Regions from separate parts of the Mus musculus genome. Here region 2 is linked to region 1. The links are chromatin loops, found by intact Hi-C in ENCODE. Cell type or tissue: heart. All regions are shown on one strand. Each heading gives the region's core, and the rest is flanking DNA. Links, peaks and the distances in the headings are about the cores only. Region 1 holds the start of Epn1 (epsin 1). Region 2 holds the start of Zfp787 (zinc finger protein 787).

Region 1 (14,933 bases), core at 2,686-10,685:
TGTAAAATTTTAAACCAGTTCCACCAAGAAAGTACTTGTACATCACAATGAACATTTAAAAGAGGGTTACCATCTTCACATCTGGAGAGAAAATATCTCAGTTTTCACACTGCAGTCTCTGACCAACTACTCCAAAGTGGTAGCTGCAGGGGCCGGGCTGTGTTCCAATAAAACTTTACTTACAAAGCGGGCAGTGCACAGGACTGACCCAGAGCCTGCCCTCGCTGACTTCTGGTTAACATAAAATAAAGACTGGGGTGCAACTGAGACCTGTATCCTCTCAGCACATAAATCAAAGGGGTGGATTACAGGTCTCCACTCCCAGACTGCCAGGCCCCTAAAGCACATTCCCCACGGGTTAATTAGACCCACAAAGTGTCACCAGGCAGCGATGCACAGGCAGGAGCCCCAGCACAGCATGAGAAACCACAGAGTCAAAGCAAGCAGGACCCCGACAAAGCCACATGGGTTAAGTACTTGCAAGCACTCAAAGCCATGCCCAGCATCCCAGGAGCCCTGCCAAGGGCATCACACAATCAGAATTGGGAGAGCAAAACTGCTCTACTGACTGTAGAATAGCTATAAAAAGTACATTTTTGTCAGAACTCAAAAGACTATGCCTAGAAAGGGAGATTTTGTCTTTACACCATATTTTGGTAAATCTATCTTTAAAGAATCCCTTAAAAACTGGCATTAAAAAAAAAATCTTTCCAAGCCTTGGTGGGGCACAAGTCTGAGGCCAACCTGATATACACAGGGAGTTCCAAGATAGCCAAGACTACATTTAAAAAAAAAAAAAATTCATTTGTAATCTACCTGTGGCAGCCTCTTTTAGGAAGTCTTTTCTGTCTTCTGGAGGCTATGTGGTCTGTCACCAGCCCCTCCAAATACAACTGGCCAATCACAACTACTTGCCTGACCCCCAGTAAGGCTGGAAGCAGAAATGAACCTGGAAATCAAGATTTCCGCTCCCTCAGGCCAACTCACCTGGCCTCAGAAGCCCATCCATGTCTTGCACTCCCCTGCCATCTGCAGCCACTAGAACAGCATTCTCCAGAACTCCCCAGCCCTAGCTAAGGTCACCACACTGTTCTAGGCCCCTGGCAGCATAATCTCAGCCACTGAGCAGGAGCGGATTCCAGGGCCACTCCAGATGCAGGGCCTCCCTGTCCATCATCCCCATTCAAGCCCTGCAGCCCTAACCCTCCTCCTCACCCTCCAGGAGGGTTTGCTTAGCACTGGACTGAGGTCGGGACCCCTACAGAAGAGTTAGGGGAAGGACTGAAGGAGCCCATAGGAAGACCAACACTGTCAACTAAGCTGGACCCCTGGGAGCTCCCAGAGACTAAGCTGCCAACTAAAGAGCATACATGGGCTGGACGGAGGCCCCTGCACATATGTAGCAGAGGACTGCCTTGTCTGGCCTCAGTGGAAGATGATGCACCTAACCCCCGTCCCAGGGAAGGGGGTGCTGGAGGACACCCTCTCAGGTGAAGGGGAGGGGAAAACTGTGCAAGGAAGGACTGGGGGTGGGGCAACATTTTGGATGTAAATAATTAATAATAATTTAAAAGAGGAAGGTGGATTTCTGAGTTCGAGGCCAGCCTGGTCTACAGAGTGAGTTCCAGGACAGCCAGGGCTACACAAAGAAACCCTGTCTCGAGAAAAAAAAACAAAAAACAAAAACAAACCAAGGGTTTGCTTGTGACACTGGGCCTTTTCCCAGTTCTCAACAGAGCACATGCCACCTGGCTCCAAGTCCAGTGAGGAACTGAATCAATGATTAAATACAACTCAGGACCAATCTTGGTGTGTTGTGATGGGCATGAAACAGTCCTCAGGTCTCTGCTGCAATGCATAGATGTTACTATGTCTCCTTATCTTGAAGCAAAGGAAACCAGCCTACCTAGACAGGAAGTCTCTCAGATAGTTCAGGACAGTGCAGACTTTAAACTGGGACCATGAGAGTAGATGTCTCACAGTGTCCTGAGATAGAGAGCAGTACCTATTCGCCAGCCCCCAACCCAGACAGATACACTCCCCCTATCTGGGGCAGTCAGAAGAGACCCATCCCACAGAAGGTAGTCCAGCAACCAGCCTGATGCCCAGAATCAACACTGTAGCTTAGCCAGCTGACCTTAGCCCATGCCCTTAGCTCCTTTGCTATACATAACATGAGAACCAAGGTGTGTGTGTGTGTGTGGGGGGGGGGGGGGGGGGGGCACTGGCACAACCCCCACTCCCTAAGAGTATTGGTCAAACCTGAAACCAACTTGTTCAATAATGCCCTGGATGCATTTCCTTCTAAAGAAATGCCGGAAATCTGAGAACCTCGCTGGGTCATGTATGCAACCAGACCACACTTACCAACCTTTCACACTCATGTGCCCTCTGGCCCAGCAACTCCAGGACCAGAAAAATAAAATGCACACCAGGATATTCCAGCATCAGTCTTGCTTAAAAGAACAAAACACTGCCACGGCCTAGAAGTGTAGGCCTGTAACTCCAGCTCCTTGGAGGACTGAGGAAGCCCACAAACTCAAGGCCTACAGCAAGTCAGAGACAAGCCATGACAATTCAGCAAAACTCTATATCAAAACAACAGGTGAAAAATTCAATGTTGAGGATGTAAACAATAAAGCGTTGTTGTGTATGCGAAGGCCCTAGATTTACAGCCCAGTATCACAAGCAACACCATACAACAGTCTCCATGACCCCCAAATTCCTCTGTGTTCCACTTTGTTATCACCCTAGTACATACAACACTTGACAGGCACTAGTCTGTCACCTGCCCCCAAGGCTCTGCCTTTCATAACATCAATAAATATCAGCAAGTCTGACATCCCCATAACCTGAGTGAGAGTCTCATATGCTGTCCCAACATGCCCACAGCCCAGAGCCATCTGTGCATCAGAAGTACACACCTCTAAGCACGGACAAAGACAGCCTTCAGCGGCTGGGAACTGATGCAAAAACAAAAACAACAACAACAAAAAACAAAACAAAACAAAGAAACAAAAAATAAATAAATAAAAATACCTGAAGGATCAGGAGCTACAGAGCACAAAGCTAGCCTGGACTCCTTAAGACCCTATCCAAAAAATAAAAAATAAATAAAAAACTAAGTAAGAGCGAATATATGTCTGGGTGCTGACACAATCCCAGAACTCAGAAGGCTCACTACAAATTCTAGGCCAGCCTGAGCTACACAGAAAGACCAAATGAAAACAAATGAGTTTAGGGGAAAATCTTTCTGTACAGAATTATATAGACCTTCTTGTCATTAATTATTCCCTTAGTGACAGTATGACAGACACTATGTTATACACCATTTGCATTATTCTAGGTGCTGTAAGCAATAAAGAGAAAGACACGAGAAGACGTCCGCTGGTCATTCACAAAGATTTTACAACTTTACAGAAGATACTTGACCATCATCCGACTCCGGTCAAGTGAAGTGAAAACTAGGAACCAATGTCCCAGGGATGTTGAGGGCTCAATCTGTTGCAGAGATTTAACATAAAAAATAAAAGAATAGTCTTCAACCTTCCCCCTCTTGAGAAACTAGGCAAGGCATACCCTGATATGTTCCCGTTCTACTGCCCCAAGGGACCACACCCAGGTGCTGACCTTGTAGACGTGCCTCCAGTTCTTGCCGTGGTCATTGAGCCGCTTCCAGATCATGCTCATGATCTCGGAGAAGGCCACAACATTGTAGGTGAGGTCAGCAATCTCTGACATGAGGGAGCTGGATGGGCCCCAGGGATCATTGCTTGTGGCCTCGCGGACCTTGATCTCAGCCTCTGAGTAGTTGTGGACGATATTCTTCATCTGACGCCGCAGCGATGAGGTCGACATTGTGCCCAGTAGTGGTGTCAAGGGGCTGGGGCATGGAGAAATGACGCGACTCACAAAGGGAGACCGCAATGGACGTTGGTAGATCACCACATCTGGGGGTTTGGGGGGTTGGAAACACAAAAGAGATGTGGAGGCAACCAGCACCCAAGCTGCCTGAGCCTCCCGCTCTACAGGTTTTCCACCACCCTTGAGGGGAAAGCAAGATGCTAAGTGGCTGAGAAGACTCCCTCCCGTTAACTTCTGTCTTAAAGCTAGCTCATCCTTCTTTCAGTTCCTCAAACAAGTCTAGGTTCTTCCTGCCTGGGGCCCCAGATCAGCTAAGGCAGAACATGTAAGTGGTAGGTCAGACACCCTGAGTCCATACTCTAACTTAGCCACATCTTAACAGGAAAAGCCATTAGACCTTGGATTTCTCTGGGACAAAGTGAAGTGTTGCACATGTGATAAGGGTCTACTACACAGGTTGCAGTAGAAGCCAGCCAGCTCTCAGGGGGCACCCCGTCCCGTCCTGCTAACAAACTCTTCCTCCTTCCTCACCAGATTTGCCACACATCCCCAGGGTGCTGCTTACACGAACTCAAATGTCATTGTCACTGTTCCCAGAGGGGTTGCTGTGAGTGGATTCTTGTGATTTTTAAAGCTGTTTGTCTGATTCGGAAACTATGGTTGACCTAAGACCCACAGTGATAGAAAGGATATTTGTTTGGTTTTCTCTACAAAGAAGCTGGCTGGGAAAAACCATTCAATCAACAGTGCAGGAAGGAAATTGAGAAAGAAAGAAAGAAAGAAAGAAAGAAAGAAAGAAAGAAAGAAAGAAAGAAAGAAAGAAAGAAAGAAAGGAAGGAAGGAAGGAAGGAAGGAAGGAAGGAAGGAAGGAAGGAAGGAAGGAAGAAAGAAAGAAAGAAAGAAAGAGAGAAGCAAACAACCCTGGGACAGGAGTCATGGCAAAAGAGGCCAATGATGGGATTTAAAAAAATGGTAGGGAGACAGAGGAGATAGCCTGAGGCAGTGGGAGACTGGGGAGTGGGGGTGCCCAGGGGACTAGGTGTCCAGAGGGTAGGGAGGGAAGCTCAAGGGAGCAGAGAGATAAGAAATGTAGGAGTCCCCACTAATGGATACCAACTGTGCCACGAGGCACATATCATCTAACAATGAATGTAGACAATGGCCTCATGGAAGTTTAATAACTTGGTCAAGGTCATATCATAAATGCAAAAGCAGACTCAACAATCAAACCCATATTACCTGTATAAACTCATTTTTTTGTGGGTTGGGGGGAGGGGGTGACACAACATCTCTCTACATGGCCTTGACTGTCCTGGAACTTGAAGAGCTAAATCCATGTGTCCCTCCCCTCCCAAGTACGGAGTTAAAGGTGTGTGCCATTAAACTCATGCTTTTAAATTAACCTAAATAAACTAACCTGTGCTGTGACCAGCTGTCAGAAAGCATCAAGGGCAGAAATCAAGCAAATGAGGGGAATATTAACAAGCACTTCCACAACCTTTACATCCTTCTAGGCACCCATTAAGTCCTTTGCGCTATCAACTCAATCCTTACAAATCCATGACTCACAGCCACTTTACACAGGAGGGAACAAGGGCACATTAGCACCTTGCCCAGGGACACACACCTCACAACTGGAGCAGCCTGGGTCCAGAGTAGACTCCGATCACCAGTCTGTGCCTCTCCAACAAGCCATGGAGGGAGATTTACTGAGCCCTACCATGATCCAACCTGAAGGAAGACATAGGAGAATAGGAAAGGCTGCTCTTTACCTTGAATTCAGGCCAGAAAATGGAGCACCTGCAAACAGGCATAACTAGGCAAAGAAAAAAAAAAAAAAAAAGCAGCTGGGTCCCAAGTCAGGCCTGGACAGACACCAGAAGACAAACATATGACAAACATAAGGAGACTGGGGGAGGGGAGAGAAAGGGAGGGAGAAAGGGAGAGAAAGAGGGAGGGGGGGAGAGAGAGAAGAGAAGAGAAGAGAAGAGAAGAGAAGAGAAGAGAAGAGAAGAGAAGAGACACACCAAAACTCGGGCAAAAAGAAAGCAATACAGCGAGGCAGGAGGACAGGGAGGACAGAAAGACAGGGACCCTGAAACAAAACACACACATGACACCCAGGGCTGGGGGGGGGTGGGAAGAGATATAACTTAAAAGAACACAAAATTTGCACTCAAATCCCGGCCACATAAGCAACCAGCAAAACAACCCTGTGACTCAGTTCACCTAACTGTGTAACAAAGGGAGGGGTGCTGCCCGGCAAGCTTGCTGATTAAATAAGACGGGTACATAAAGAACTTGGTTCTGTGCCCCACAGATAGTAGGCGCTCGGTACTCCTGGCTGCTATTATTATCAGAAAAAACATTTCCAAAAGGGTGGCATCTAAAGACGCACTATCCTAACACCAACTACCTACTTCAAGCATGTTCAAAAAAAACATACTAAATCTCACAAATGCTGCTGAAAATGGGGCCATTTTCCACAGTTAATTTAGAATTTCTTATTAAACAGTACAAACAATATAGTGAGTCCCCAAGGGGGACTCAAAAACCTGGTATCAAATACTAAGCGAGACAAAATCTCTAGTAACTAGAGCTACTAATAATCACATGCTTAACTCCAGGCCAGACACTGTAAGGCACTTTACCAGGACCACTCCAATGCGCAGAGACCCTGTGGTGCAGGAATTATGAATGCTTCCGTTTAGAAGACTAGGAAAACTGAAGACCAAGGCAAGCAGCGGGGGCTTTGGAATCCACAGCCAGAGCTCTTGTCAGAACACCAGAGACTCAGAAACCTGGGAAGCACATCCTAAGCAAAAGCAGTGGGTTCCTAGAAAGGAATTTTGGGCCTGGGGACGACAGCAATGACCCGGAGAGAAATAATGCACCAAGAGGGAGACCAGTCTGGGGAAATGAAGACACAGAAACCCAGAAAATACAAGCATTGCATGCATCCTGACAGGAACACGGAGCAATCCAAGACACAAACAGCACTCGGATCTCCAAGCCCTTTTGTACAAACACAGAAACACAGAAGCAGAGCAACACAGACAGCAGGGCCACGCGAGACGGGGACACTGACAATCCCAAAAAAAGACACACACCGGCAGGCAAACCCGACCCGGGCACAGCGGTACAAAAGCAGCCACAAGCCATCAGCGGCTGGAACACCGGCTCCGAGGCTGGCTGGACCCGCGCGCGCCACGGCCCAGGCCGGAACACCGGACTTGCCGCGACGGAGGCCAGCATTGCGCCCCTCGCTCACCTCGGCCCGCTTATACCGGGCTTCCAGGGGTCATGACGGTCAGCCCCCTGCCCCCGCTCGGCCTCGGTGTCGCGGGGCGCGCGCCGAGCTGCGGGAAGCAGAAGTGCGCACGTGCGCACGCACAGACGCACGGAGGGCCGCACAGCGACGGCCCCGCCGCCCCGGCGCCCGGGAGGGGCGCAGAGAGCCGGGCGGGGGAGGGGAGCCGCCGAGCGGACGGGAAGCAACCGAAGGTGGCAGCGGACCGGAAGCGGAAATGAACTCACGTGCCCCGCCCTCTGCACTTCGCCCGGCAGCCTCCACTTCCGCGACCAAACCCACCCCGGCACCATTTCCGGCGCACGGGACTGCGCGTCCTTATGCCCTTGCGTCACTTCCGCATCTACGCAGCAGTGGAGACGCGTAAAGGTCCAAGCCTTGAAGCCTCCACTGTGGCTACCCTCGCGGGACCCTCAGGCCTGCCTCCTTCCCTGGGTGCCACCCTCCACACCCTCGGCCGAAAGAGACGGGCGGACACACTGGACACAGATGAGGATCCATAAAGTAAAATACAACAAAATGTTTAATGAGCAAATTCGTATTAGCAAATATGAAACTGCCACAGAGAGGGGGAGCGGGACAGAGACCACGGGTTGAGTCAGGAAGACTAAGGAGAAGAACCAACTACTTAAGAAACCAGGGTGGAGAACAGGAAGGACCAGAAGCCAAAGGACGGGAGCTGTGGTCCTGCAAAGGGAGAGGGCAGGGCACTGAGGGCCAGACAACAAAATTCAAAATAGTTTGGCCATAAAATATAAACACGCTATGTTCCTACCATGGGGGAAGAGAGGAGGAAAGGGGTGTAAGGGATAAGAGGCTGTTTGGGAAGGGGCTGTGGAGGTCCTACCCGCCCTGCTGTGCACACAGTCCCCATCCCAGCCCGTTCCCTCTGTGTCTGTGTGGGTGCATGTGTCTGTGTGGGCCTGTGTGCACTTGCCCAGTCCCCTTCCTGCCCTAGCCCCCCACCCCCCACCCCCCTTAATTGCTGCCATTCCAGTTGCTGCCGGCTGTCATTCGGCTGTCACTCCTCTGCCCATCTTCTTCAAGAGGGGGGAAAGGAGGAGGGGACAGGTGGGGGGAAAGTCCCCAGCCAGCCCTGCCCCCACCCTCCCCCAGCCACCTCTACCAGAAGTCCCGACGGTGGTAAGAATCAGGGTCACAGTATTTTGTGACCACCACTCTGTTGGCGAACTTGCGACCGGTTAGACCCTGCATGGCTTTCTGGCAGTCAAACACAGAGGTGAACTCCACGAAGATCTGTAGGAACAAGAGGCATATCTGTGAACAAGGTTGGCTCCTAGCATCTACTCAGCATTCATTTAAAGTACAGAATCAGCACAGGAAATGAGAGAACACCTCACCACACTGCACAGAGGACTTCAGTTCAGTATGAGGGTGTTTACCCAAACGTTCTCCAGTACCCAAGAACAAGGCACAGAAGCGAGACATCACAGAAATGAAGAAAACCAGGCAGGCCTGAGTCACTTAAGTACACGGGGCAGTGGCCAGAGGCAAGACCCCAGAGGAGAGAAGGGGTCACTTCTGCATCATGCACCCTACAGTGTTCCCCAAGCCACAACTGTCATGTTCTCCCCACAGACAAGGTAAGGAAAGCTCAGAAATTAGGACTCAAGCCCAACCTGAATTAAAACAGGTTCATCTATCCATGTTGACAAGCCTGCTTGAACCACTCAATCACCTTAAAGGAAATGATTACAATGAAGGTCCCCTAACATGGGAACTGCATGACTACCGCACTACTTTAACAAACCAGTTGACTTCAGAAGAGAGTGGAGAGAATATGAGATAAAAGTGATAGAAACTTTATGGGGCCAGCAAAATGGCCCTACAATTCCGGCATCCTGCATTCAACCCGACTCCTTCCCAAAACACTGTCCTATGCTTGCACAAAAACAAAAACAAGTGAGTTAAAAGGGGCTGGAGAGAGAGGGCTCAACAGTTAAGAGCACTGACTGCTCTTCCAGCGGTTCTGAGTTCAATTCACAGCAACCACACAGTGGCTCACAACCATCTCTAATGGGATCCGATGACGTTTTCAGGTGGGTCTGGCAGCGACAGTGTACTCACATACATTAAATAAATCTTTTTAAAAAATCTGTTAAAAAGAAACTGCAACCAAAATCAGGATTTGGACCTTACTGAAACAAGACATTTTAGAGATAGTAACATTTAAACAGAACTTAGGTAGACTAGACACCAAGGAATTAAATGAAGACTGTTTTACTATAATAGCATTCTTTAAAAAAACCAAGGTTATGGGTTTAGCCCGCTGGTTCTGGGGACAGAGATAATAAGCACTGTCTGTTAACACAGAAGTGTAGCTAGCACCTACTCTTTAAGCTTTAAGTACTCTTTAAGCTTTAAGTACTCACTGCATAATCCAGGTGTGAGGATACACATCTGCAATCCCAGCAGGGAGGCTGAGGCAAGATCACTAGCCCAAGATCAGTAGGGACTATGCAGTAAAACCCCATCTCAAAGCAGAAACAACCCCCCCCCCCAATATTGATAACTTAAAGCTGGATAATATACACTAAGCATCAGCATCAATCTCATATACTTTTAGAAGTTTAAGAATAGAACAAAGGTTAATATGGTAGCTAAGTGACACTAGTTCAAAGCTAGCCAAGCTGAGGCACCATAGTAAAACCCCATCTCAAATGAAAATCAATACACTCTCTCCCCCCGACAAAGAGTTAGCCGCTCAAGAGGCCAGTCTGTGCATTCAGAGATCCTGTATTTATTTACTCAATCCCCATTTAAGGCAGGCTTCCATTAAGGTGCCAGCCTGAATCAGAAAGAGTGGCATATCAAATACAGGCAAAGAAGCAGTCAAGAGGCTTTTTTAGTCAGATAGTCTTCTTCCTTTTGACTACTGCACCAGACCTCTGCTGCATTCCCAAGATTCATTTGAAACCTGCCCAGCCTCCCCATGTCTGAGTTTCTATCAATCCTCACCCACTTGGGAGTTCCCATCTACCCAGCTAACTGCTTCCTAGCTGACTCTATTAGGATATCTAAGTAACCTCAGAGGCAGTAGGCCTAAAAATGGCTCCACCTCACCTGTCACTCCCATCTCCACAAACTCATCCATTTCTCATTGCCCATTATAGTCACCACATCACTATGGACACAGAGATATTCTGAATGTCACTGGGCAATTTCGCCACTTCAAGTTTTATGGGGCATACAACCTGTATGTTTTCACTAGATAATATCACCTTGACTAAACAGTTTTATCTCCCAGCACAAGACATACTTTAAAGCAGGCCACCATCTTTCTCTTATACTAATACAGGCAACCCCATGGATCACCTGACTCATGACTCGGCACTCTCCATACATTATCAAAGAGCTAGCATTACATCAGCTTCCTTCTATCTGTGAAGCTCCACTCCTCTACAAGAAAACCCTAGGCTTCTTCCTCAAGTTCATAAGGACCTCCATAATCCTCTTGCAAAATTGGCCTCTTCTCTCAAATCCTGCTCATGGTCCTTTCAGCCATAACAAGAGTTCCTAAAAACCAATGGCTGAACATCCTGGCCTCATCTCATTCATACTCCTGCAATGTAGCAATTAGCTCTACAGGGGCAAAAGCAAGTCCCTACATTGAATATACCCTAACCCCAACCACACACACAGCAATCCTACCTAAAGTCTCTGCTTCTGTCCATCTGCCTAGGACAGGCACCTATCTAAAACCAGAACTTGGGTCTATGGAAGTGGCTCAGGGATAAAGCACTTGCTTAGTTAGCTACAATAAGGCCATGAATTCTATCTTTAGTACCAGAAAGAAAAATAAAGGCATGTAGCAACTCTGATACCCACCCTTTCCTGCTACTGCCCAACACAGCACCCTAGCAAAGTGTCCCCCGCTGTTTGTGGGTAAGAGCTCTATTCACAGCCAAATCTTCTAATGGCAGAATAAGAACACCAGCAACCCCTCAGCAGCACCTTCCAAGGTGGACATGCAAAGCTTATCTAAACCTACCATAGTGTAGAGGTGGTAACTCAGGAGCCTCTGAAATCTAGACTACAAACATGTGATGCCTAGCTGTGTGTGGTTGTCACCTTTGTACCACACTCTAAAAAGAGGTTCAGAAGCCAGTGAAAGAAGAACACAGATGCAGCTTCAAGGCACGTAGATAGTAAGAAAACTATATGTAGTAACATCTTACCAACAAAAAAGGCAAAGCTAAGCTGGGTGTGGTGGTGCACTCCTTTAATCCCAGCACTTGGGAGGCAGAGGCAGGCGGATTTCTGAGTTCAAGACCGGCCTGGACTACACAATGAGTTCCAGGACAGCCAGGGCTACACAGAGAAACCCTATCTCGAAAAACCAAAAAAAAAAAAAAAAAAAAAAAGGCAAAAAGCTACTTGCTAAAGGATCCCACATAAGAAAGAGAAAAACTAAGTTTTGAACTTATATATATATATATATATATATATACACACATATATATATATATACACATATACACACACACACACACACACACACCATATAGATAGATAGACAGACAGAGACACACACATAGCATCAATATATAGAAATCAATTTCTCCACTATAGGCCCCAAGACCCCAGGAGACCTTGATCCTCTCAGGGTCCTCTGCGTCACCCTTGTTCAGAACTAGTCAGGTACTGAGAGAGACAGGGTGCTAAGGGATTTGTTCACAAAAGATAAAAGGGCACCCTGACCTTTCCACAGCCAGGCACCTCGACGCCGTCCACGGGGCGGGGAATTTCAATGGATTTGACCAACCCATACTTGCTGCACTCGTCTCGTACGTCCTCTACAATCTCCTCATACTCCTCATCGTCCAGCAGCTCCTCAGGCAGCACCATGTTCATGAGGCACAGGACCTCAGTTGGGTGACCGCCCATCTGCACCTGAGAGCTCATCAGGCCGGGCACTTGAAGGGTCACAGGTGTCTGATTGATGGTGCTCTGTGGGGTCAGGGAGAACAGATCTGTCACAAAATGGCTCAGACTAGCCTCCCTCCATTCAAGCCTGTGCCTCTTACACCCAACTAGTGGGACCATTCCTCTACTTAAGCACTTATGAACCCAGTGCCCAAATCCCCTCCCATGAAAACTGGGGCAGAACTCAAGAAAACCTACCCATCCAACCCTTCCCACCCCCAGGGTCCCTCTAGCCAATGGAAGATGACGTGCCGGGAGGCTCACCAGCGTGGCATTCTTGGCTCCCACACTCGCCCTCTGGACAAGCAGCTTCTTGTCCCCTAGCTGCATCCCATTCAGCCCCGCAATGGCCTATGGTCAGAGGACAAAGGGTGGAAAGGGTGCAGGAAAAGCAACAGGTCAGGAACCAAAGGACCAGGCATTGGTGGGGAAAGAATGAAAGGCAAAGGGCTTTTAAGATTGGAAAGAGGCAAAACCAAGGGAAAAGGAATGAGTCCCCACAAGGCTTTGCTTAAGACTAAACACCCTGCCCCACCCCACCCCACCCCACCCCACAGCCTGAGGAGAGGATACCTAAGGTTAGAAATAAGAGTAGGGTTAAGGGCAGATGGAATGAGCAGCTACTCAGACTCACCTGATCTGTGACGTTGATGTCCACGTACTCACAGAAGGCATAGCCCTTGGAGAGCCCTGTGGCACTATCCTTAACCAAGTTGAAGGCCTTGAGAGGCCCAAAGGATGTCAGCAGCTCTTTTACCTACAAAGGGCCAAAAATTCATCAGGGTTTGGTCAGGCTGACAAAGGTAGCTAGCAAAAGAGCAGAGGATTTACCTGGTCATCATTTAGGTAATTGGGCAAACCCCCGATGAACAGCTTGTGGGCAGAATCTGGGACTACAGTGGATACAACTCCTAAAGACAAAAATGTATAAAGACTTCAATTCCAATACAAAGTAATTTCCCAACATCCAGGAAGAAAGCTGTGACTGGTGACACACACTTGTCTTTTCAGCACTTGGGGAGGCTAAGGCAGAAGAATCAGTCTCTCAAAAAAAAAAAAAAAAAAATCTACCATGGATTCACAGGTCCTATCTACTTAAGATACCATGTAAAGGTGGGAGGAGGCCACACTAAATCCCCTTATTCTGACAAGTATACAAGCATAGGCCAGCCAACAACTGAACATGAAACATTCCCGAAGAACTGACAACCACCCACCAACATCTCATCCCATTCGGTTGTTCAGTCCTTTGCCCTGTATCCATAAGCCCCTGCAGGGGTGACCTGCATTCTGAGGTAATGTGACAAGGAGCTGAGAGGCTGCTCAGAGTCTCAGAACATGCCTCAGTGTTGACTGCCACTGTAGTGATGACTAATGGTCAACTCTTCGAAGCTGTGTTCAGGATCCATTAAAGCTCTAATATAACTACATGGTGCTATCACCTGAGGGAGTCTGCACCACTTCTCTACTCAACTCACATAGAAGTGACGGCCAGATGTTTCTTAGCACACCCCACAAGCTTCACCAATATTAGCATTTAATTCTTAGAGTCAGTATCAGGCCCCTGCATCAGTCTGGCTACTCTGTATGGCTACCCTTTTCAGCCCTGCATCAGTCTGGCTACTCTGTATGGCTACCCTTTTCAGCTCTCCCCCATGCTAAATGCAGTGGTCCATCCTAATGTACAAAAGCATCAAGATAATGACTCGACACACCCAGAACCTGAGTCACTGTGCCCCACCCATCTTCTAGGCTGGCTCTGCCCCACTATAACTCTTTAGCCCCAAAGAACTGCAAGCATCAATTCAGCTATTTCTAACTATTAGAAGTGCACCCCAGTAGTCAAGTTATCTAGACTGTGCAACAGACCTAAGTTACAGTGCAACTATGACAAGCAGAAGCATTAACAGCCAGGCCATATCCAGTACTGCCATAAGCCAGAGGACAACCACTTTAAAAATCTATCTGGGGCTGAAGAGCTGGCTCAGCAGTTAACAGTGCTTGCTGCTCTTCCAGGGGGCCCAGGTTCAGTTCCCCAGCACCCACAGGAGGACTCATAACCACTCCTAACTCCAGTTCCAGGGAATTCGTCACTCTCGTCTGATGTCCTTAGACACCAGGCATCCAAACAGTATATACTTATATGGAGGCAAAAGACTCATACCTTAGGTACAAAAGCCCTAGCTTAAAGCAAAAGAAGTAAAGTTCTAAGAGTAGGAAAAGGGTGACTTCAACAGAGCTTTTCTAAAGCAGCTCAGCAGGCTTGACTCTGCACCAGTCTCTGACAAGTAAGCAGCAAGGCAGCAGCTGGACCACAAGCCCAATCTGGTAATCACTGTGACTTATCACTTCTCTCTCAGAGGGAGAACAAGGTAGGACCCAAGCCAGTTGTCCTAACTTCAATTCTTTGCTGTCTACAGCTAGAGAAAAAGGGAGACCAACACACTACAAACAGGGCGCATACAGAAGCATTCTGCTACACTTAATCCAGGGATACAAGGTGCTAACACTGGTGACTAAGAACAACAACTTCACTTCCACAGAAATGAAGCGCAGCGTCCACTACAGGTGATGTCAGTGTAAGTTATCAGTCCATTCTCTCCCCAGGAAGAACATCAGCCTTCCAATTTACAAATCTTTTAACTCTATCATCAATACTTATTGGATTTCATCAAATGCTTTTCCTCTCTAGTTTATTTAGTGACCTTTGTTTTTCTCCTCTGGAAGTGGAAGTTGAAAAAACAAGACAGAATTCCACTTGTTGCTGCCTCCTCCAAAGTGGTAATTTTGTGCAGAAGCACAGGCAGACCTG
Region 2 (14,933 bases), core at 4,394-12,393, 1.1 Mb before region 1:
CAGACATTTGAGAAAGGACAGTTAAATGAGGGGATGGGGTGTAGCTCAGTTGGTAGAATGTTCACCTAGCATGTCAGAACCCTGGGTTCAGTCTGCAGTGAACTGGGTGTGGTCGTGAAAGTCTGCAGTCCCAGTGTGTATGAGCCAGTGGAGCGCAGAGCTCTGTGAGTTCAAGGCCAGTTAAGGCTAATGTAAAAAACAGACAGACAGACAGACAGACAGACAAGATTATGCTGGTAGAGGTGGCTCAGTGGTTAAGAGCACTTTACAGCTTTGCCAGGGACCAGAATTTGGATCCACATGTTCACAAATGCTGTAACTTCAGCCCCGAGAGATGGAACACAACCTTCTGGCCTCTGTGCACAAATACAGACTCATAGACACAAACAGACATATGCATACACAAATAAAATACAAAACATCTTTTAAAACTGGGGCAGGGTGCAGCTCAGGGGTTAAAAGTGCCTGTTGATCTTGCAGAGCAACCAGCACCCACTTCAGAGGACTCACAAGCACCTGTAACTCCAGATCCAGGGAATCTGACACCTTCTTCTGGTCTCCTAGGACAACTCTCTTTATATGCACATACCCACACAAACACGGATGCCCAAGGAACAACAGTCGAAGTGGACCTCTGGCCTCCATAAATGTACACCTACACCTGCACACACTGTCTGTTTGTGTCTGGTTCTCTCTTTCTCTCTCACACACACGTGATGAAGAGGGTGCTCAGGTGAGGGACAGGAGAGCCTTTCCAGTAGATTAGTTACCTTCATGATGCTGTGATCAAAATATCTGATGTGAACCCTGTAAGGGAGTAAAGATAATGTTTTGGTTCATGGTTTCAGTCCATCATGGCAGAGTGTATGGTGGAGTATGTTCACATCATGGTAGATCGGAAGCAGAGAGAGAGAGAGAGAGAGAGAGAGAGAGAGAGAGAGAGAGAGAGAAGAGGAGAGAAGAGAGAAGAGAGAGCTCGCGAGAGGGGAGCAGGGAAGAGGACACACACAGAGGAAAAACCAGAGTTGGATATCATTCTTTTTTTAAAAGATTTTATCTATCTATCTATATATCTATCTATCTATCTATCTATCTATCTATCTATCTATCTATCTATCTATCTATCTATCTATCTATTATATGTTACTACACTGTAGTTGTCTTCAGGCACCCCAGAAGAGGGCATTAGATGCAATTACAGATGGTTGTGAGCCACCATGTGGTTGCTGGGAATTGAACTCAGAACCTCTAAAAAGCAGTCGATGCTTTTTTTTTTTTTTGGTTTTTTCAAGACAGGGTTTCTCTGTGTAGCCCTGGCTGTCCCGGAACTCACTTTGTAGACCAGGCTGGCCTCGAACTCAGAAATCCACCTGCCTCTGCCTCCAGAGTGCTGGGATTAAAGGCATGTGCCACCACACCTGGCCAGTCGATGCTCTTAGCCACTGAGCCATCTCTCCAGCCCCTGGTGGATGCAATTCTTAAAGGTCTCCACTCTGATTGGCCTATTTCTATAAGGCAGAACGAGGCCTCACGTGAGCTCATGCTTCCCTAGCATGCACGGCTGGGGAAGGAGCATTCAAGGCCTGAGCCTGTGGGGAACATTTCAACATTTCAGATTCCTGGAGCTGGACTTAGACGCTACTGTGACTTGCCCAGTGTGCCTGCTCGGGCAGTTTACACTCTTGACTGCTGAGCCAGAGTGTCTCGAGTCCCAGCCTTGACCTTCTAGTCCTTCTGTCTCTATCTCCCTTCCGAGTGCAGTGCTGTGACTATAGCACTAGGCATGCAGTACCCTGAACCTCCATTATAACATAAACTGGATGAGGTGACATGAGGAGACAGAGACAGGAGGATTAGCAGCTCAAGGTCACCTTCAACCTGGGCTCCTAAAAACCTGTTTCAAATACAAAACAAAAACAAAAAAACTGAGGTCAGAGAGATGGCTCAGCAGTTAAGAGTCCTGGATACTCTTGCAGAGGACCCAGGTTCAGTTCACAGCACTCACGTGGTTGTTCACAGCCACCTTTAACTTCAGTTCCAAGGGCTCTAACACCTTCTTCTGGCCTCTTCAGTCACTTGACATATACATAGTATATATACATACATTCAGACATACTTCGTATAAATACAAATAACAATAAAAGCATTTAAAAACAAAACAAAAACCTTAGCAAGCAAAAAGAAACATTCTGCCAATTTTATTTCTTAGAAAGGAGTTCTAAGCAAACATTAAAGTAATTATCTTGCAGGCCTATGAAACATATGTCCTTGGATTCAATATGTTGCCAAGGATGTCCTTGAATTTCCAATCCTCCCTCCACCTCCAGAGCTCTGGGATCACCTGCACACATGCACTATGCCTGGTGCATGAAGTGCCGGGGGTCTAACCTAGGACTCTGCCACACCAGGCAAGTGTCCTTTCAACTGAGCAACGTGCCATTCTCAAGCCCTTCAAGTGGCTTTTCTCCATGTCAGAGATTCTGGAGTGGCAAGGGCCTCCTGTGCCTCTGGTCTTGCATCATCCTGAAGGACTCAATGGTGGCTCTCCCTGTCTCAGCCCCTCCTCTCCCACCCACCTTCACATCTAGAAGGATCTGAGAGTAGAGACTCGACTGTTTCACTTCTCAACAGACCTGTACCACCTCACCAGCTGCAGACATGAAGGTACAAGGTCAGATTGAAGACACATCAGGAACATTTTATGTTGCACGACAACTATTGTCCAGAACACACACCTTTGAAAAATAACACCTGCTACCACAAGAAGAGAAAGGGAAGTATTTTCCAGAACCATTTAGAATCTACAGATGAATTCTTCCTAGATTCTGAGAATAACCTGTTCCCAGAAGGGGGAAGGTTTACCAACTTTTCCAGTTTGTTTCTTTATATCTCGTTACCTTTGTCTGGACATTTTATCATTGCTGAAGCACGGTTCACCTCAAATGAATGGAAATCTAAGGGCTTGGCATTTCCTTATCGAGGGAAAATAAGCTCTCTAGTTAGCAGGGCGTGAATCCAAGGAAGAAGTGCAGATGAGTCCTCAAGGGTTTTGGTTCTGTATTTGGGCAGCTGTGGGTGATACTCAGGTTGTCAGGACTGGTAGCAAATGCCTGTACCCACTGAGTTATCTTGCCAGTCCCCAATACAATCTTTTATCTATTTACTGACATTTATTTGATTTAGTTATTTATCATTTATTTATTTATTTATTTTGATTTTTTGGAGACAGGGTTTCTCTCTATAGCCCTGGCTGTCCTGGAACTCACTCTGTAGACCAGGCTGGCCTCAAACTCAGAAATCCACCTGCCTCTGCCTCCCAAGTCCTGGGATTAAAGGCGTGTGCCGTCACTGCCTGGGTTAAATTTTTATTTTTTAGGTGAAGGACAGGCATGCCACTAGGTGTGTACATCAGAGGACAATTTGTGGGAATTGGCTCTCTCCTTTTACCAATTGGGTCCTGGAGATTGAACTCAGGTCGTCCAGCTTGGTGGCCAGCACCTGTACTCAGTGAGCCATCTTTTGAGTCACCAACGTGATTTTCAGAGAAGAGAAAGCGAAGGGCATCTCACCCAGTCTTTCTTATTATTCATGTTGAGCCTGAACAACATCTCGTACTGTGTATTTAGTATTTTTTAGTATTCGGAGTGGGAGGATCCCTCAGGGTCAGTGTTAAAATGCAGGTTCTGGGGGTTAAAGAGAAGGCTCAGAAGTGAAGAGTCTTCTTAACTTCTTTTCCAGAGGCCCCACATTCAGTTTCCAGCACCCGGGTTAGGAGGCTCACAACCACCTGCTAGCTCTAGCTCTAGAGGATCTAATGTCCTCTTCATGCATCTGTGGGCATGGGCACAGTATCTACTTAAAATGCCAGTGGCTACTCACACATACACATAAATAAACAATAAAATAAACCTTAAAAAAGTTACAGATCTGACCTTGTCAGTCTAAAAAGAAATCTGGCATCCCACATTTCTCATAGGCTTGTGAATGATGCCAATCCTGCCTGCCTGAGACAATGCCCCCCACAGCCCCCAAGATAAGGGCCCACACTCCCTTACAGGAAGAGAAGGAATGATTAAAAAACCAAAAATAGCCGGGTGGTGGTGGCGCCTGCCTTTAATCCCAGCACTTGGGAGGCAGAGGCAGGTGGATTTCTGAGTTTGAGGCCAGCCTGGTCTACAGAGTGAGTTCCAGGACAGCCAGGACTACACAGAGAAACCCTGTCTCTGAAAAAAAAAAAGAAAGAAAAAACCAAAATATTTTGGCGTCTCCTGGTGAAAACCCAAAAATTATTTGCTAATTTTAGTAATGATAGTTTGCAAAGGATGAATGCATGTGTGTGCATGTGTGTGTGTGTGTGTGTGTGTGTAACCAGGAGACTCTTAAGGCGATTGTACTTCAACAGCTGCAGCCCCTCTGCTACTGGCAGCTGTTCCCATCACTCTGTGGAGAGGGCATCCCCTGGAGGATGAAGGTCTGTGAAGGGCTCTATGGTGTGGGCTGCCCCTCAGAAATCTGTACCTGGGAATTCCTGGGGGCATAGTGACTCTAGAGGCTGACGCAAACTGCCTGAACCAGTTTCTTAACACTGAACCAGGTTTGAGGTGTTTGGTGATAGAAACTCAGGCAGGCGAAAGTATATAAAGGCCAGTATTCATGGGAGTTTGAAGACAAGGCTCAGGGAAGAAGTGTTAAAACAAGTCAACAGGAATGCCAGGGGGCCTTAAGGGCCCCAGAAGCTTTTGTTCCCGGAAGGGCTGGGAAGAAACATCTGCCTGTTTATTCTCTACACAATCTCATTTGTTTCTTCTACAGACAGGCTTATCCCACACACCGAGTGACAAGGCTGTTTCCAGCTACAGAGCTTGTCAACCTCTGCCACCTCAGGACTCAGACTCTCACCACAGTTCCAGAGAATGCCAGGCAAGTCCACTGATTGGTCAGTTTATGTCAGATGACAGCTCTGTGTCCACCAGTTTGCCGTTCTCCTTCAACTTCAACTCTTTTCCCTCATCTGAGATCTTACTCAGTCTCATGGCTTTATATTATTTTAAAGATTTGATTTTTAATTTTGTGTATATCTGTGTGTCTGTATGTGTAGGTTTGTGCATGTGAGTGTAGGTGCCCACAGAGGTCAGAAGGGGCAGTTTGAGCTCCTGGAGCTGGAGTTACAGGTGGGTACTAAGGAACCAAATTTGGGGACTCTGGAAGAGTAGCAAGCACTCTTAGCCTCTGAGCCATCCCTCCAACACCAAGAAGTTTATTTTCTCATCATGTAACAATCTCAGGTTGGGGCTGGAAGCTGGTCTCTACAAACACTCATTTACAAACCCAGCTTTTCTCTGGCTTTACCTGTTTTCTCTGGCCCATGTTATAACCAGCAAGGCCAAAAGAATGCCAGGCAGGCATATCTGTTTCCTAAGCTCATTGGCTCGGAAGTAGCCTATGACATTTCTGCTCTAGCTTATTGGTCAGAACCAAACACGAGACCACATTTAGATGCCTAGAGATGCTTAGATGCCCTTGGGTGTGAAGAAACACCAGGGAATAATTTGGCATAGTTGCATGTAAAAGAAGAGCCAGTCTTAGCAATCACTGAGCTATGTGTGGAAAACTGTTATGGTCAAGATCAATTACCAAACTGGAGAGATGGCTCAGCAGTTAAGAGTGCTTGGTCCTCCTGCAGGGGGCCTGGGTTTGGATCCTGGCAGCTATGCTGGGCACCTTAAAAGCACCTGCAACCCCAGCTGCAAGGGAATCTAATACCTCTCGCCTCTTCCGGTACTGCATCCATGTGCATACTTTGGCATACATGCATGCCCATAAATTATTTTAAAAATGTAAAAAAAAGATTGACGACCAATTTGAGGGGATCTAGATGGATCTAGACAAGCCTCCAACATACTGTGGGAGATATTTAGATTAGGGTAACTGAGATAGAAAGACCCACATTACCTATGGGTGGCACTGCTCCATGGGCTGGGGTTTCTGGAGAGCTGAGTGCCAGCATTCACCCGTCTGTTTCCTGACTGTGGTTGCAATGCCATGATGGACGGGATCTTCAAACTGTGCGTTCAAGTAAATCCTTTCCCCTTAATTGGCTCTGGTCAGGCATTCTGCTGCAGCAAAGAGGAGAAGTAACTTATTACAGAAATAGCCTAGGAATTGGCTGCGTGGGTAATAGTCTTTAACTTTGCTTTAGATTGAAATCGGGAAGAGTCAGCAAGCTCATAAAATTCATATGGATCATAGAACTCAGAGAGTTACAAGATTCAATAGCTATGGCCAGGAAAATGGCTCAGGTAGTAGAGTGTACTTGCTGCCAAGCTTGACAACCGGAGTTAGACTCCCAAGACTCACATGATAGAAGAGGACCAACCAACTCCTGATAGCTGTTCTCTGACCTTACATGCACATGCATGGACACACACACACACACACACACACACACACAGTGCCTGCAAACCCCAGAAATGGAAAAAAAAATAATCCCACACAAATCAGATACAAAAAGTGACTTGAGGATAGCTGGCTGGAGTTAGAGAAGGAGTACACCCTGAGCATCACGGTGGAGTCATAGTGGGAAAGGAGATAAGGAGATAGGAGGGGCAAAACAGAATTGCACATTTACTAGAGTTTAAACAAAAACAAAAACAAAAAAAGATAAAGTTTGGAGAGACAAGAGAAAGCCTGGGGTGCCCAGAGCCTTGGTTCCTTGTAGTTGTCACTGAAAGTGGCACAAAGCTGTTCCCGTTAGGGTTTCGTGGGTACTAGGTGAGTGTGTACCCCTGAGCCTTTGAGGCTCACCATGGAGAAAATATGTATCTTCAGATTACTTGGTTTAGCATTCTAAGAATTCCTCTGTGTGGCCCAGGACTCGGGATGGAACAGTAACTACCGTGGCTGTGTCTGATGCTGCCAGTTTGCCTTTTAGTTTTGTTAGCTTTGAGCCAGGAAGGGATAGTTAATTTTTTTTTTTTTTTTTTTTTTTACTGTCCTCCGTTTACTCTTTACCTTTGGGGCCATTTTAATACCCCTGCTGTGGGTTCGCCTTTAGCCTTTTGATCAGTTACAAGCAGCCTGTGATCTTTATCACCCGTTGAAAGGTCCTGGCTGGTTTATCTTTAATCTAACCACGGAAGTCCAGCGCTTGAACATGAATTACAGGCAGTTTGGACATTTTCCATTACAGGGCTCAGCATAGGCCTCCTCTTGAATTTTCTAACTCTCTACACATCCTTAACAGTCTGCTGAGCAAAGACTTCTGGAGCACCTTGCTAAGGAGATGGCTATGCTTTCCATTTTCTTAGCTTGTCCTCAGGTGTCATGTATCGTTTTGCCTGTGGGCTTTGCTTCTTTAGGCTGCCCAGGATTTTCTCTGGTGCAGGAGGAGTTTGTTTAAAAAGTCCATCCCTTACTTAGTCCAAGTGTCAGCAGCACCTGACGCCTGCTTTTGTAAAGGTAGTTACGTGATGATGATACCATTTGTCTCAGAGAAGCTGACATTGACTTTCAAGTTTCAAATTGTGCCTTGGAAGCAGATATCTGTAGAGGGTCCTTTCATTCCTTTTCTTCATCATCAGCATCCTCCAAACTGTGATGGACCTTTCTTCTAGGAGAGTAATAAGTCATAAACACTTAATTTGGAGCCCTACTCTGAAGGTTCGAGGTCATTCTTGCTATGTCACTTAGTAAGGTAATGTGACCTCTGGTTCTCTGCAAAACAGGCCGATTTCAAGATGAGGTCGTCCCAAAATGCAACCCGCACCGGAGGCTCGAGCGGAAACATTTTGGGGAAAAACTCCAGATCTCGTGAACCGAATTTTTTCTTGAGACCGGCGTTGGCCTGGAAGCGCCCCGGGGCGGAAGGGGTTACGATGATAGAGACGACAGGAGGACTGGAGTAGTGGGAGCGTCGCCGCGGGCAGCTCACCGCGCAGGCGCGAGCGACGAGGCTGGGTTGGGGGCCGCCCCGACACCCGGAAGTGTGCGCCTAACGGGTCGAGCCCAGCCTTCTGTCCGGGGAGGGGGCGGGGCCCGAGCCCCTCGGAGCGAGGCGCCATAGAGCAAAACGGAGGACCTGGGTCCTAGATAATTCCGGAAGTAGCGTCCCGAGGCGCCTTTCCGTACCATAGAGCCGGAGGGGGTAGCGGTCAGGGGTCCTGGAGCTCCTCTGCCTAGAGTGGCGAGGTAGCGGTGGCGGCCTGGGAGGGGGAGGAGAGGGAGAGGCGCGAGCGGAAGCGGCCGGGAAGGTCACTTCCGGCCTGGGCGCCCGTCCCCCTGACCCCAGGGTCTGAGTCGCCGCTGCCGCCGCTGCCACCATCCGCGAGGCAGGCGAGAGGAAGAGTGCGGCGTGACGGCCCCGGGGCCGCGGAGGTGAGGGCGGCCGCGGGCTCAGGGGGGCGTGCGCCGAGTGGCTGGGATGAGAGCGCGTCGGGAAGCTGGGCTTCGGACGGGGGTGGGTGGGGAGGCGGGAGGGCGAGCGCGGCAGAGCGGACTAGTGCGCGTGCGTGTCGTGTTAGGGGTGTGTGTGGGGGGGGTGGGCGTGAGCGGGCGCGCGGCCGGGGAGTTCGCGCGCGCGCGCGGGAGAGATTGGCGCCGCGGCCTGGGACAATGCGCGTGCGCTACTCCGGCGGCAGTGCTGGGCCGGCAGGCACCTGGGTTATCCAACCGGTGGGGTCCGGGCCACCCGGACTGGACTTGCAGCCGGTCATGGCCGGAAGTGCCAGGGACTTGTTGCGGGGGCGAGGCTTGATGTGGGGAGAGACCCCGCCGCCTGGATTGGGCTGACCGGAAACGGCGGCCCATGGTCAGTCTCGGCCCAAGTTCTCCCAAGTCCTCTCCTTCCTCAAATCGAGTCGCCTGGCCCGTTGCTGCCTCGGGGGCCATGCGCTGGCCTTTGATCCAGCGAGTAATTACGGGATGCAGGTGGCGGGAGGCTCATTCATCTATTTCCCCCGCGCGTGCTGACCGGCGGCAGGAAACACGTCCTGGGAGGGGAAGCGCCAGGCCAAGGTCAGCACCGTGTGGGTCGTCCTGGGCCGCCTGGACTGTTGCCTTCCTCCCCTGGGCGGACACAGGGCTGGGTCCAGCGCGGAGCCCCGCCCCTTAGCAGACCTCCCGCCTCCACCTCCAATCTGTACAAGAGTTAGGTCATAGGGTGACCCCCAAGCCCCGGGAATGTGTGCCCCAGCACTTACAAAAGGTCAGTCGGAAAAGTGATCCACAGACGAAGAAGTGAGTGGGGAGTGAACTGACACCTGTCTTAACACCAGGATAGGAAAATGAACATGAACTGGGGTTGGAAAGCAGGAGCTGAGACCTGACCCAGGACGACCTTAGGCGTTATTGCCCAGGTCGTTATTAAAAACGCAGACCTGATGGGTTCCCCCAACCCCTTAATTTCTGATTCAGGCTCCATGTTTGGCGTTGTTGAGAATCTAGCTGAGATCTGGCCTCTGCTCTGGGGAAAGCTTTAAGCCTCTTGGGTCAAGTGCAGGTAACTTTCCCCTCCTGCTTCTCTGGAGTCACTGAGTGCTGTGCTGCCATGGCCCAGAGAACTTTCACATTAGATTCTGACTTGGTTTATCTCATGTGTTCTCCATCTGAGCAGAGAAGGGTATATCCTCAGGCTTGGCCCATGGTGAAATTCAAGAATGATTTGCAGCTACTGGGAATATTGCCCACGAGCTCTGAAGCTCAATTCCTCGCTTCAGCTCCTAAGTTCTGCAGCCATAGATAAGAAATTTCATGCCATTCCTCACGAGGACACAATAGAGGTGTTAAAGTGATACACCCAGAGCAAGGGTTTTCATACTTTTGCTTTCAGGCAAAAGTTCAAAAAGTCTCTGGAGCCAGCTCCTGAGTTCCAATTTTGGCTCGTTTATGGTTCCGTGACCTTGGATGTGTCACTTCCCCCTTTCCCAGGCTGTTTCCACTACTTAATTGTTACACTGTTACAGTTCCCTGACTATGCCCAGTCCATCAAGACTACAAACTCCACTAACCCCAGGGCATTGAATTTCACTGGTGGGGATGTGGGTTGGAGGGCTGTTCTCAAGGTTTCCATGGGCCAGGCCTGCTGGTGGGTGACACTGGCCAACTTGACAAGGCTCTTGTAGTTCTTGTTTTGCAGTAGCTTAGGACAATAGGGAGATATGCCAGAGTGTCCCTGAGCGTTTTAGGCCCTACAGGACGTGGATGCTGAGTCTTGGACAAGGGGACCCTGAGACTTATGGGAGATGGCAGAATGTATAGAGCTCAAGGCCATCAGTAACTCTGTAGTCACTAATGGGCACCCATAGCTCTGTGGGTCCCAGACACACTTCACAGACTTTCCAAACCCACATTGTCATCCTCTGACTGACTAGGGATGCACCAGGTGTTGGGCCTCCATATTTAGGAGAGACTGAACATTTGATGACTTGCTTTGAGAGGTTGGCAGGCACCTGCTACAGAGTTCTCTTGACACCCTGGGACAGAAGTGGTCACCTTAGTTTTGGCAAGATAGGACACCTACTTGCTGGTACTTGTGTGCCCTAGGCCGTAAAGTAGTTTCAGGATACAGTATGTGTAGCTTTGTGATTGTAGTGCCACCCCTTTAGTTCTGTTGGGCATGCTGGATCTGGGGTTACAGCCCTATTCTTAAGTGCTAGCCATTGGGTTGGGCTCCTGGTTCCCTATTCCGTGGGTAAAATGTTAGGAGACTGCATACAGGGCTGCTGGCTGGAAGACTCTTGAGACCTGGCCGCATTATAGAAGACCTATAGTAGGATGATTTGGAATAGGATAAGCAGAGTAGAATAAGCGGAGGTGACTAATACTGGTGGCTGGAATGGGTAGGGAGACTTGAGATCTGTGCCAACTGTAGTGGAGGCCTCACTAGCCAGCAGGACGAGTGCAAGCTGAGCTGTTATGACCTTGAGGTAGATCCTAGCCCCTGTCCAAGTGGGCTGGGTGACCCTGTTGCCACTGTGCTTTTCCTATTCTGTCTCTGCCTTGGCCTCTCCCTTTGGGCTCCCAGAACAGTGGCTTCTCTCCTGTTCCTGGTGTGGAGTGCCTGCCTTACAGGGGATAATGCTGGGGACTAGATGCTCATCAGATAAAATCTCAGCCTCAAAGCTAAGGGCAAGGCTGCTGAGAGCATAAGTTTGGGTTTGTGTGCAGGATCAGTTGGTCAGGGCAGAGTATAGTTCCTACTCTCCTTTGAGGACTCAGTCTTCTGGAAATTCCTTGTGATGCTTGGGGGAGGGAAACCCATAGGAGCTTAAACTCAGCCAACAGAAGCAGATGTTAATTGGGAGCAAATGCCGGTGTCCAGAGAGGAAGTCTGGCCTACCCAAGTTTGACTTCGTGTTTGCTCTGTGGCTGTAAGACTTTGTATTAGCCCCTCAGCTGTCTAGCCCTTGGCTTTCTCGTCTCTGAAACAGGTATAGCAGTGATAGTGTGCAAGAAATGCTTCCTGGAAGTCGGGCATGGTGGCGCATGCCTTTAATCCCAACACTCGGGAGGCAGAGGCAGGAGGATTTCTGAGTTCAGGGCCAGCCTGGTCTACAAAGTGAGTTCCAGGACAGCCAGGGCTATACAGAGAAACCCTGTCTTGAAAAACCAAAAAAAAAAAAAAAAAAGAAAAAAAGAAAGGAAGAAAGAAGAAAGGAAGGAAGGAAGAAATGCTTCCTCAAATTGAATTGAATCGAATGGAATTGAAGGTGCCTGCCTCAGGTTTCGTGTTCAATACTGGACATGTGTCACAATTTACTACTGGCTTGGGGTGAGATGAGACACCTTGGCTAGGTCACATGGTTGGTCACCAGTGGGGTAGGTTCTTACCCTGTCAGCTTGCCTGTAGGGATTGTCCTCTGGCCTCTTTCCCTGGCAGTTCAGGCGCTCAGGATCTAAGCTTATGAGCTTATAGCACCGTGTACCTCACAGCTTGAGGTTTAATCTGTGCTTGGTGAATGTGATCTGTACTGTTGGCTACAGAAGACAGCTGCAGCAGCGGGAAGGGAGGAGTTGGGAAGGCTTCCCAAGGGAGGAACTTTAGATACTGGGCCTTGGCACATGGGCATGTTACCTCAGCAGATCTAGAGAGGTATAAGGCCAGGTAGAAAACAGCCCAGCCCAGAGGGTAGGGCTGAGATAGCCCTGTAATGCAAAATGTAATGTAGTGTTTTTGAGGGTTTTAGGTTCACAGAAAAGTTGAGCAGGAGGCACCATTCCTTTATGCCCCTTCCACTAAACCCAGGTTTTGGGTTGGATACTGTTGGTGTCCCATTCTACCCCCATTCTGGGTTAGCTTGTTGTTATCAATAAATCCTTAGGGACATTGTAATCATCCAGCGTGCACAGTATACTCTTAAAGAGGGTTTTGCTTTTGGGCAGTTTTCAGTTCCTTTCCACTGGCTAAGAATTGAGGTGCTGGGCGGGGGAGGTAAAAAAAAGAATTGAGGTGCTCAGGAGTGAGTCAAGATCTGCAGACATATTTGAGGCTGAGAGCTAGTGCTCAGATCCAGGTTTGACTTGGCTTCTGCTTCCTGGCTGTGTTTGGCCAGGAAGGAGCAGGGTGCTCCTCAGGGGCTGCTCTAGCTGCGTGCCAGGTGTGCCACAGCTTTACAGTGGATTAAGAAGCTAGAAGGCTCTCCTGGGCTAGGTGGGGCCAAGGTTTTTCTCTGTCCTGACCATGTTTACTTCATGTCCTTGCCAAACAGGCCTTGCTAGCCTTGGTTGACAGTGACCATACTCTCCTGAAGGGACTAGAGTCCACAGGAAGTGGGTGTGCTGACCAGTTAGGAATCAGAGGATCTCATCCACCAGAACACTGGAGGAGAGACCAGGAGGACCAGGAATTGGCTCCATGACATGTCTAAATACAGCCTCAGATATGGATGGGTGCAGATGGTATTCTCAAAGTGTGACTACCAAAGCTGGATGAGATGGAGCAGTCCCTACAAGCTCATCCTTGTGGATCAAGTCTAAGAGCCCAGTGATGGCAGACACTGGGATGCATCTGCTGAGTGGTGAGGTCTTGCCTGAGGACTGAGGAGATGAAGGCTCAGCTTTGGTCTGGTTCTGGATGTAGGACTTGGTTAAAGAGGGAGTTGAAAGGCTTGGAGTGGGGGGAAAGGCCACACACAGACAAGGGAAGGCAGAATAGTTGCTCTAAGGAGTATCCTAGTGAAGGACAGCAGGACAGTGGGCTGAGAGGCTGGCTAAGGGCCACCTATGTAACATATTCTGGAATGGTAAGTAACCTTAATATTTGCCCTCAGAGATCCCAGAAGGAAATAGAAAGAGGATAGAGATGGTACAAAGCCGGCATGTGATAGGAGGTGGGTCCTGGGCACAGGAAGAGGAAATACTTGAGTCAGCCCTTGAGAGGGGAGGAGGAGCAGGCAGCTAGAAAATCAGGGGCAGGATTCTTCAGAGGGGAGCAGGGGTAGATAGTGATATTGGGGTGTCTGGAAGATGGGAGTATGTAAAACCAAAGCCACACTGGGGTCTTTTGAGATCGGGTGTGAATTTTGGTTTTGTGGCTAGTGGGGTGTGTGATGGGGCTTGTTTAGGCATGATAGTGTTTCTTGCCTATGGCAGTTTTACTGAATTAGGGGGATCCCTTCCATAATATAAATTCACCTTTTAGAACAATTTGATGGCTTTTACCATGTTCACTGCATTTTGTATTCGTCTCAAGAGATTTTAGAAAATTTCCACCTGCCCTAGCCCTAGGAGCCATTGTATTTTCTCTATGGCAGTGATTCTCAACCATCTAATGCTGGGACCCTTTAGTACAGTTCCTCATATTGTGGTGACATCTCCCCAACCATAAAAATTATTTTCGTGGCTACTTTATAACTAATTTTGCTACTGTTAGTTAGTTATTAGTTAAATATCTGATATGCAGGATATCTGATATGTGACCCCCAACAGGGGTCTCAATGGATAGGTTGCTCTGTGGGTTTGCTTATTTTAGGTGTCTTACATAGAGTTGAGCAGTATATGTTTTTCTGGATTTGGCTTGCTTTGCAAGCAGAAAGCCTTGGAGGTTCAACTTTGTGTGTGTTTTTGTGGCTATGTGCCGTGCTTCACATGTTGGCCATTTGTATTGGCTCTTTTGGGCTTTTGGGTTTATGGCTTCCCTGAACATTGACATCTAGAGTTCCATGTGGCAGGATTTTTTTCCTTCCATTACTGTAGATTTCCATTACTAGTAAATGGGTGCATTGATGGGTGATTGATGTGTAACCTGCAGCGACTTCCAGGTGTTTCCTGAAGCAGGTGCACCACTTGCCCTCTCTGCAGCCAAGCCAGAGGCTTGCTTTCTCACCGTCCTCACTAGCACTCTCATGACACTGAGCTGTAGTATGGAGCTTCTCTGTGGTTCTGCTTGAATTTACCTGTGGTGGCATCTTTTCGTGTGCTCACTGGCCATTTGGATGTCTTTGAAGAAAAGGCTATTCAGATCTTTTGCCCGGGTGGGATTTGTGTATGGTCTGTATTTGTGCTCATTCCTGTAGATGGTTATGAGTGTGAGCATGTATGCAGGTTGACTTCAGTCACTTCTATATTTTAAAGATTTATTTACTCATCTACTTGACATGTATGATATGTACTTGCTTATGTGTGCCATGTGTAGGCAAGTACTTGAGACCAGAAGAGGGCATTGGATCCTCTTTCTGGCACTGGAGTTATAGGCAGTTGTGAGGTGCCATGTGGGTGCTGAGAACCAAACCCAGGTCCTTCTTCCTGGAGCATCTCTCCAGCCTCTTTACCCTGTTTTTTGAGACAGGGGTCTCATTGAGCCTGGAGCTCACTCTTTTGGGTAGATTATTTAGTTGGCCTTGCAAGCTCCTCTCCCCAAACAGGCCTGGCTGTTCCTCCTGGCCCTAGGGTTCCAGCTCTGGACTTGGTCCTCAGGCTTGTGCAGCCACTGAGCCATC

What was found. Peaks named below come from ENCODE experiments on the same cell type or tissue, not always from the same donor. Only the 100,000 strongest peaks of a DNase experiment are listed, where the experiment ranks them.
Region 2: it touches region 1 in a loop (2.5-fold over the local background); 3 of 42 quality-filtered maps call a loop at or near these places.

The regions. Positions count from the first base shown.
Region 1 is chr7:5,072,680-5,087,612 of GRCm38, reverse strand. U2af2 (U2 small nuclear ribonucleoprotein auxiliary factor (U2AF) 2) reads right to left here. Exons shown (of 12, transcript NM_133671.3): 8 at 12,953-13,032; 9 at 12,756-12,878; 10 at 12,386-12,472; 11 at 11,897-12,145; 12 at 7,668-8,431. The coding sequence ends at 8,297. It overlaps Epn1 (epsin 1), which reads right to left and starts at 7,378. Exons shown (of 12, transcript NM_010147.4): 1 at 7,136-7,378; 2 at 5,492-5,595; 3 at 3,631-3,950. The coding sequence starts at 3,858. In heart, for the core only: no CTCF peak of the experiment used is centred there; DNase peaks (open chromatin) are centred at 4,141 and 7,462; H3K4me3 peaks cover 2,037 bases; H3K27ac peaks cover 1,327 bases.
Region 2 is chr7:6,149,285-6,164,217 of GRCm38, reverse strand. Zfp787 (zinc finger protein 787) reads left to right here and starts at 8,253. Exons shown (of 3, transcript NM_001013012.2): 1 at 8,253-8,373. Gm36371 (a long non-coding RNA gene) reads right to left here and starts at 6,999. Exons shown (of 2, transcript XR_391130.2): 1 at 5,953-6,999; 2 at 634-807. In heart, for the core only: no CTCF peak of the experiment used is centred there; DNase peaks (open chromatin) are centred at 8,157, 8,607, 8,967 and 11,907; H3K4me3 peaks cover 3,009 bases; H3K27ac peaks cover 2,534 bases.